Regions from separate parts of the Homo sapiens genome. Here region 1 is linked to region 2. The links are chromatin contacts, found by Hi-C or POLR2A ChIA-PET in ENCODE. All regions are on one chromosome and are shown on one strand. Each heading gives the region's core, a stretch centred on a gene start or an enhancer-like site at or near the end of the contact. The rest is flanking DNA. Distances are from core to core; before and after follow the strand shown.

Region 1 (5,074 bases), core at 2,010-4,509, 66 kb before region 2:
AAGCCTGGGGGTTGCCCCAGCTTGGGAATTTCCAACACTCCTCACAAAGACAATAGTGAGAAGCAAACATGAAAATGTACTAGGAAAATTATGATCAGAAAAGCATTTGGAGACATTAATTGAAAAATTGAGTCTTTGAATAACTACTTATTGGAAACCCTTTGGATGAAATATAATAATTTATTAGTTCCAGGTAAAGTTAACTTTGACAGACTCTTTCTCCACTGTGAGAAATTCAATTTTTTTGACATGCCATGAGGGATGAAGAATGCACCAAAACAGAGGCTTGCTTCCATGATTTCCATGTCTCTTTTTAAAGGATGTGGATGATTCAATTAGCGGATTCTATTAAAATTGATTAGACACTGCAGGATTCGGTTTCCTTTCCAGCCTTCTCACCTTTCATTGTCTGGAAATTAACCACGGCAGGGTTGTTGTACCAGAAATGTTAGCAGGGTCTTTATGTGATTATTTGAGAGAACAAACATAGCTACCTTTTTCCATAAGCCTTTAAAAAATAACCTCCCCTTTTGAACCAATAAAACGCACCTCGCTGACTTCAAATCTCTTCTTTCTTTGTGCTCACCTGGAGAGAGTTGTATGTGCTGGATCTAGAAAGGAATGTCAACTTGCTGGGCAATTCACGAGGTTTTCATTCGCATCCAAGAAGCTCGTATAAGTTGGTTGGATCTTCCAGTTCAGCAAAGGTGTTTACGTAGAACCAAGCAGGAGACGAAAAGAAGATAAAGGGCTTAAGGGATTAATTGTAGTCCTCTCCGGTTATAGTTTAGACAGATACACATAGTAGGGGTATGTCTATGGTCACCTGCATGGAATTTTAATTTATCTGCGCATCTCAGAAACTAATTTATATTGTTGACCTCAGAATAAACATTAGAATAAAATATGAAAATGTGTATGATGTCCTGTATTTTGCCAGTTTTGAGTATGACTGTAAGAAACTTTGTAGCTTAAAATGGATCACATCAAGATACCCTTCATACTCTATGATGTTAACCAGCAAAGATACCTGCGAGGTTGCTTTACTTTTTTTTTCTTCCTATAGTGAGGTCCTGGTAAAAGAAAGAACATAGATTTGCATCTTCTTCCTCATGTATTAAGCAGAGATTGCATGGGTTATCATGGTACAATTTTCTATTATTTGCAAGAAGATAACGTGCTCAAATACCTCTGAATTTGAGCAACAAATTATTTTGCAAATGCCAATCTCTCTCTCAATGCCCTCTTATGTGTATATATGTGTGTGAGTGTGTATACACACATATATTTATACATGTTTGAGAAATATACATATATATATCTCTCTCATATATGTATCTCATATATATATCTCATATAGATATATATATGAGATATATGTATATCTCAAACATATATATATATATCAGCAGCTGAGTTGATTATTCATTTAACCAAAATGTATTGAACCTTCACTAGGTACTCAGAATTCAGGCCAAATGAACATGGTTTGTGCTCTTGAGGGGCTTAAGGTGTATTAGAGGAGACAACAGATTGTTTGCAAAGCCTCTTTCCTGGAATCCCTGCCTCCATTTTCACCTGGTTAAGTCCTTCTTAACTCACAGGTCTCAGTTTAGACATTGTTTCTTTCTCATATTTAATTCTATTATGGTTAGTACACTTAACATGAGATCCACCGTCTTAACCAATGTTTAGGTGTCGGTGTGTTATTGCTGACTGCAGATGCAATGGTGTACAGCCGCTGTCTGAAGCTTACTCATCTTGGTTGATTGAAACTTTATGCCGTTGATGAGTAACTCCCAGACACTTTTTTTCTTGGAAGCCTTTCCTGACTCCCCAAAGTTTGCTGTGTGCCACCCGCCACCCATGCTAGCAGGACACATCTCACATCTCACTGTGCTTTCTTGTCTTGCCCCTTACTCATCTGCATTCCTGTCCTACTTGTTTCACAAAGTGGATGCTGTTCTAAGTCTATCCTGTGCCTGGCCACAAAAAGAAAATCCACAAATATTTCATGAAGAATAAATGAGATCAGCAAGCGCAGCTCATGGTGATAAGATATTCGCTGGGGTGTGCCTGCGATGGAGACATCTAAGTCCAAAGCTTCCCAGGGAGTTCTGGAGGATAGATAAGAGTTTGTCAAAGAACAGATAACAGCCTTCCAAGTGGAAAATCAATAACAATCTTGGAGTTGCCAAGATGTGGAGGAGTGTTACCAGGACTCACAGGCAGTCCTCCACGGCCTCCATGTGGGAGAAGAAAGCTGGGTCTAGAAAGGCCAAATTACACAGGGCATGGCAGAAATACCTGAGTGGGCATTGAGGGACAGTTCCCAGTTCTAAGGTGGTGGCCACTGAGTTGAGAGACTTTAGGAAAGTTACTTAGTCCAAAGGTTGTCCAGAGAGCATTATGGATGAGCTCCACCAAACGTGTCCTGGAGGAACTTTCTAAAAATGTGCTTGCCCCGGTCCCAGCCCAAAGGCTCTGACTCAGGAGGCTGGCTATGGGCCTCCCTCTGACACTGCCGTGGCACTTGGGTGGCACCTAAGAGAAGCACCTTTACAGGCCATGGAGATGGTCGGCCATGGGTCAGAGGGTGCAGACCTGGGCCACCTGGAACAACCCTGTGAGGCACCTCAAGGTCACTCTGACCACCAGTAGCCAGGTTTGGGGAAAAACAACAAGGATTCTGGGGCCGCTTCCTCATTTTCACAAATTCCTTCCTTAGCAACGTCACCAAGCTGTCCTGAGAGAACAGACGAAAAGATAGGGGAGTGACTCCGAGAGACGCCCAGCACTGTCTTGACCTCAGAAGGTTGCTGCTGTTTGATTGTCTTCATCAGCAGCCGTGGTTGTGAAATGACTGACAGTCCTGTCGGGGATGGAATGAGCAGGCCCATCTTTCCGGGGAAGCTCCCTGAGGCTGCCTTCCCACTCAGCTCCTCCCCTTCTTTGCGATGCTGGTCAGATTCCTTCTAGATTTCCAGTCGGATTCTCATCTGGCTTCTGCTCGGCGGAATTTTTCTGAGTTTCTGATTAATTCTTCAGGAGCGATGCCTCACCCGGCATTGCCTGCACAGGGAGGGTCTCCTGGCCGTCTGTGAGCGAATGGCGCTGCCCTCTGGAAGCCGGAGCCCACGTTCCCTGCGAGGCTGCAGGGCGTCCTCCCAGCCAGCAGCTGGCTCTGCGCTGTGTGTCCGCTGAGCCCAGTCGGCCGCTCTGTCTTTTGTCTGAGCCCTCGGTCTTGGCTCATTGCCTGGCAACGTGCTGGTGCCGCCAACCTGGGAAACCACTTTCTCTTCTCTCGGTGTCACGTGTGTACTCACCCAGAAAGATGACACGACCGCCCCGGAATTGCCCGTCTTCACTCTCCCCCGCGTCGTGGCTGCACCAAGTGGTCTGCACGCAGCAGCTGTTTTATGTGCAGCGAGTGCTTGGTTATTTTTCAAGTTTTTTTTTTTTCCCCAGAAATGTGGCCTTTTTCTTTCCCTGGAAAGGAAGCTTCAATGTGTGCTTCTGGGAACGAGCAGAGGGAGAGTCGCGAAATGCATGGCTGGCATTCTCTCCCACTCCTTATCAGAGAGGCGACTGGGCCAGGTGTCTGATTTGCTTCCTGCCATGAACCTCGAGGACAAATGGGGACACCGTGTTAGTGGAAACCTATTGCTGTGTTTCCCATTTAGCGAGCCCAGGCTGGGATTTTCTTAGAAATTAGAGTGACAACCAGATTTTTATTCTCATCTATCTCAAAAAGGCACTCACATAACAGTGAATCTTGCTGGTTGACAGGAATTGGCATTGAAGCCATGATATTGTTTACCAAGACTTGACCTTTGGTGACTCAGGATTTTTCATCCCTTGCTGCAGCGTAGTTGTTTTTCATGTTTCAAGGCAATCTGAAATGACATTGAAGTCTGATGACCTTAGGTCAAGTGCTTCCTCAGAATGTTTTAAGCCTTATGATCTTGCAGAGGCAATAACATTAAAACTCATTATAAAACTTATTCTAATAAATAAAGCTGTATATGTCAAGCGCTTTCTGTGTGCCAAGTATGGTGCTTAGCACTTACCAGGAATTACCACATTTAAATCTGATGGGCACCCAGGGAGGCAGGTGTGTCCCTAACCTTATCTGTTTAATAGAGGAGTAGTTATAGTTGCCTTACTAAATCCAAAGAATGTTCAAAACACATGAGAAGACTTTGCTCTCTCCAAAGCACCATGCAGATGAGAGTGTGATTGATCTGCATCCTATCTAAGCATGTTCCTGACTCACTGTTCACAGTACAAGCACATCACGATGTTTTGCTAAGAGTGGGATAAAGGTGACACTGCTCTGCTCAGCTCTTCTCCTGGGTGAGATGCCAGGCAGGAGGGGGCCAGTGCTGCCCCCTTGACTACAGCACAAAGGGGCCAACAGAGGGCAAGAACTTAGTTCCTATCACCTCAAGCCCCTGCAGACACGAATCAGAAATTGTCATTGCCTGTTACTCTTTTATAGCATTAATTCTAACTGTATTTTCTTAAATTACAAGAACACCTGACATTTCACTATATAACTGCATGAAACAGCAATTTAATCTAATTGTAACTCATACTATTAACACCATTTTCTCCATTGAGTGATTTTTCATTAAGGTCCAATAATTACTACCTAAAAATGATGTTGGACCATTTTCAGTGTTTTAGTCATACATCTAGAGCCAAGTTATCAAGGCTGCATTTTTTATTGTCCCAGATTATGTGTTAAATACAAACTGAATATGTACTTTGGAGTGAGCTATAAAAATTTTCCTCTAGGTGTTAGAATAAAATTGTATTTTCCAAGAGCAAACTTTGATCAAAAGGCAGGATTTTATTAAAGGATTCCAAGTATTTTTATGGTCATGCACATGTACACGGACATAGATAGATAGTGTGTGTGTATAGACATAGATAGATAGTGTTATGTGTTGAATTATGTTCCCCTAATCCCAGAGTTTCACAATCTGACCTTGTTTGGAAATGGAGTCTTTGCAGATGTAGTCAAGGTAAGATGAGGTCATTAGTGTTGGCTCTGATTCAATATCACTGG
Region 2 (4,582 bases), core at 284-2,783:
ACCTGTGCTTAATAATGAAAACACTTCAACATTTCTAGTAATCAAAGGAGAGAGGATTGAAACATGGGGACATAATTTTGCACTATCACGAGGTACAAATATTTAACACTATTAAAACAGCGCTGAAGAGAATGGGGAAAAAAGAGGCACGGTTATATGCTATTGGGCTAACTTCTGCAGGAAGCAACTCAGCAATATACATGTGAAGCTTAAAAACATGCAGAACTTCTGAATCCGTATTTCTACACTCAGGAATCTGTTCTTCCCCAGTAATAATGCGAAACACAAACAAAATAAATGTATACCATATTCATCAAACCAGCATTTATCATTGAAAGAAATAAGAAAAAAAGCAATACCTAACAATAAAAAAGTAGAGAAAAATGACTATTGACCATGTGATGGAATATGATGCAACCATTAAACGATGGCGGTCATTAGGTTATGCAGAGCAAGGTCAAGTGGCCAAGTGGCATGAGCATCACCACTCCTGCAGCAGCCTGGGCAGCTTCCACTGGGCAGAACAGACCCAGGATGACAGGCCCGTAGTATAGGACTCCATTGTCCATCACACCCCACCCCGCTAGGTAGCAGCAGTCCAGCCAGTGCAGATGTCTGTTGCCTGGAGAGAGTCTGATGCCTGAACTGCAACCTCCAAACCGCGAGATGGGGAGTGTCACTGGGGTGTCTTCAGGACCTTGGATAACTCCAGTGAGGCCGTAAGATTAGAGATGGCACCAGGAGACAGTGGGAGACGGTTGTCCACCCGCAATTGAAATAAGGACATTTCTCATCGCTTCACAGGGAGTGAAGGTGTCTGTGGGCTCGTCAAGTTGAGTAAGAAAGAAAGATAGATGTGGAGGAGGGACACAGGCTAGGGGAGAGAAAAGCTGGAGATACCAACTGATAAAAGAGTCCCCTTAGAGACAAATGTATGTGTTTGTATGTTGAACCAGACACTGAGGGGCTAGGCATTCTTCTTTGGCAGACAGGAGAATGTAAAGCAAGAGGAAGAGCAGTTACAATTCCTGTGATCCTATCTTTCACTTCATGTTGTGCTGAGCTAACAGACATGTTCTGTGTTCCAAAGAAAGAGAAAAAGAAAAGGAATCACGTTACCTAACTCACTGTTGAGATGAAAAGGGAGTGGATGGCGGGCAACTGGGACGAGCAAGTTTCTTTGCTGCTGCCCTTCGCTTCAACCGAGCTGTTTTTATGGCTTTATTATGTAAGTTAAAGTTTTTAAGAAGTTAAATGAGTGGCAAAAATCAAGCAGAATTTGTGGCAATTTTAAATGTTCTTTCAAAGGTGTGCATGGTGGGGATAATAACATTTATATAGTGATTTCATGCATATTATCCTTTTTATTCATTGCATGAACTTTACTATGATTCTGATGTCACAGGTGAGTAACTAAATGTTCAGGAATGTTATCTGCCGCAGGATCAGGGCAGCCACACTGTACACAGCCAGGGAGCCCTGTTCATAGTGTAGTATTTGTGGGTGGTGCTCCTGAAGTTGTGTGTGGCTTTATGTGGCACTCCTGACCAGCCAGAAGTAAATGGCAAAAGGTGCCTCTCAAAACTAGGTTCTTTGTCATCTCCTCCCAGGGTGTCACATTACTGAAATATGCTAGTTAAGGAAAGGAGGATTTCTCTTCTATCCTTTGTTTTCCCATACTACAAAATACAATTCATACTGCAAATAAGCTTCCATTCCTACATGATTTATTGAGGAAATAAGTCATCCTTTTAGGGTTCAATATCTTTAAATTTTTAAGCAGCTTCTTTGAAATGTATTTTATTTGGTATTGCTATCTATTGCTGTGACACTGTATTTACATCAAATGTCATTTAAAGACTATACATAAAATAGTTACATGTTCTTTCTAGTACAAAAACAAAGAATGAACCATAAAAAAGGTTTTTAGATAGAATTCAAAAAAAAATTGAAAGCCTCTGGTTTTCCCTTTTGGGCAAAACGTCTAGTCTTGATGCCCTGAAAAATCTCTGCTATAAAAGACCTCTAAGGTATAAAATAAAATAAAAATCCACATCCTTTTAAGTTCATAATGACCTCGCAAGAGTGTAGGAGAAATCCCAGGGGACAAAACAAAAGGGGGCACACACATCGTGGAAAGGCGGTGCAAGGAACGACGGCTCTGGGGGAACCTGGTAATTTCCCTACACCTTGTGCTGCGGTTTCAGTAGCCCCAAAAGGCAGAAGACAACATGGAGGCTCTTGGAAGGGAAGAGTCTCCCAGGACCTTCTCATGCAGCCAGAAACTCCAAGAGCCATGCTGAGTGAAAGGACAAACACACAAAGTCTCTGCCCTTCAAAGGGAGAGAAGGTGACTTCAATATCTAGGCACAAAGGTTGGAAGTCAGCAAACAAACCAACAGATGATGACTCAGCCATACAGCTCCACAGCCAGATGCTGGAACTATCAGACGCTGAGCCCTTCTCTCAAGGTCCTTTTTAAGGGGAACGCAAAGTTAAAGAACGACCAAGTTAAATCTATTCCAGAAATGTAAATTTTGTTTAACATTGAAAAATCAATTAATATAGTTAGCCCTACTTATAAATCAAACTAGAAAGGCGTAAGATCACCTCAGTAGGCACTAAAAAATATTTGATTAATTTTTATATCCATTCAGCTTAAATTCATTGGCATAATGGGCTAGAGGAGAACTTCTTTAAACTGAAAAAAATTGAACCTACCAAAATCTTAGCACAAACATGGTACCACATGGTAGAATCTGGAACATTCCCTTTCAAAAAGGATTAAAACAAGGTTGCTTTTACAGCATACATTGGTGGCTCTAGCCAGTTCAATAAGATGAGAAAATCTGTAAGCGACACATGAAATGGTATTATTTGTGTATTTATAAAATATTTCCCTCTAAACATCTTTAAAGCATTAAAATTAATATGAGGGTTTAACAAAATGATCAGATATAAGATAAATTAAAAATTGATTTTATTTCTCTACCCAAGCAACAAAGAGAAAATGTAGTTTTTAAAAATGGATACTGGCCGGGCGCGGTGGCTCACACCTGTAATCCCAGCACTTTGGGAGGCCGAGGCGGGCGGATCACGAGGTCAGGAGATCGAGAACATCCTGGCTAACGCGGTGAAACCCCGTCTCTACTACTAAAAATACAAAAATTAGCCGGGCGTGGTGGCAGGTGCCTGCAGTCCCAGCTACTCGGGAGGCTGAGGCAGGAGAATGGCGTGAACCCGGGAGGCGGAGCTTGCAGTGAGCCAAGATCGTGCCACTGCACTCCAGCCTGGGCGACAGAGCGAGACTCCGTTTCTAAAAAAAAAAAAAAAAAAAAGGATACTTTTTACAAGAGTAACAAAATATATAAGGTGCTAGGAATAAATCTAACAAAATATTTTAAAGATCTCTATGGGGAAAATTATAAAACGTTATAAAAAGACATTTTACAATTCCCTAAAGAAATAGGGAAACGTGCCACATTCCTGGCTAGGAGAACTCAGTACCTTAAAGATGTCCAATCTTTCTAATTTTATCTCAGTCCTAACAAGGTTTATTAAACTTGTCAAGCTGATGCTAAATCATAAGGAAAAGAGTTACAAATATCCAAGACATTCCTGAAGGAAAGTGAAGAAGTAGGTGAAGGAAATGGTCTACCAGAAAGTGAGATTTGTTAATAAAATATAGTAATTAAGACAGTGTGGTAATAGCATAAGAAGAAGCAAAAAGAACATCGGGGAAAAGAACAGAGGGCACAGAGGCTGACTCATGCAAACCTAGAGACTTGCCGTATCTGAGAAGCACTATTCAGACCAGTGGGAAAAAGTCAAATATTTGAAACACGCCTCGGAAACAATTTAAAAAAAAACTGAAATTGAGCCACTATCAGACACCATGCACAAACATATAATGCAGGTGAATTAAAGCTAAAAAAAGAGAGAGAGAGAAAGGAAATACAGGAGTAAGTACTTGAAAATTTGGCGATAGAGAAAAAAATTAAAACAAAATGAAAAAGGCACAAAACTCAAAAGGTAAACTTGATAAATTTTACTCAGTTAAAATTTAAAATTGATGTTCATTCAAAAGAAAACATAAAGAAAATAAAAAGCAAATAATAAATTTGACAAATCGATTTTTATAAAAGATTAACACATGGCCTCTATAAACAATGACTACAATCCAATGGGAAAAATTGTAAAAGACAATGACACCTTATTGGTGGAATTTTCAATTTGTACACTTACTTTCGAAAATGATTTTTATTACACATTAAAATTAAAGGTGGACAGAATTAACACTGGCAATTCTATTCTTCTGTCTAAAACAGTGTGCCTAAGAATATATATGTATGCATAAATAATTGTTAAAAGGCACTTTAATTGTTAAAAGGTGTGTAATTGTGAAACATACTTTTTAAAAAAACAAGTCATGTTCAAATAGAAATTTTAAAAACAACTACAAATAACCTAAATTTCTATTGGCAGAAGTGAAAAACAGTTATATATTTATTACAACTGAAAAAGATGAACTACGACTTCAGAAATCGTAATACATTTCTCTCAAAAACATAACGATGAACAG

The links. Hi-C counts contacts between places; a loop is a spot of excess contacts on that map. ChIA-PET counts read pairs that join two places held with the same protein, here RNA polymerase II (POLR2A). Pooled maps may share reads with other maps.
Region 1: a loop to region 2 is called in a map of PC-9, with 3 times the contacts of the local background. The contact joins two enhancer-like sites. A Hi-C loop is called at or near these places in 7 of 168 maps with a recorded cell type or tissue (Caco-2, Calu3, PC-9 and 4 more) and 5 of 50 pooled maps. POLR2A ChIA-PET finds 5 or more read pairs at or near these places in 1 of 52 experiments (activated T-cell).

The regions. Positions count from the first base shown.
Region 1 is chr13:109,867,941-109,873,014 of GRCh38, reverse strand. No RefSeq gene overlaps it. Among named protein-coding and RNA genes, the nearest start is that of IRS2, 84 kb to the right of the region's middle. Within about 2 kb of position 3,259, at least 18 of the 41 ENCODE cell types and tissues checked have a DNase peak (open chromatin) inside an H3K27ac peak, as active enhancers do; they include PC-9, where a contact is called at or near this core.
Region 2 is chr13:109,800,927-109,805,508 of GRCh38, reverse strand. All of the region lies in intron 1 of LOC105370360 (a long non-coding RNA gene), which reads right to left. Among named protein-coding and RNA genes, the nearest start is that of IRS2, 17 kb to the right of the region's middle. RefSeq lists an enhancer at 2,193-2,487. Within about 2 kb of position 1,533, at least 3 of the 41 ENCODE cell types and tissues checked have a DNase peak (open chromatin) inside an H3K27ac peak, as active enhancers do; they include PC-9, where a contact is called at or near this core.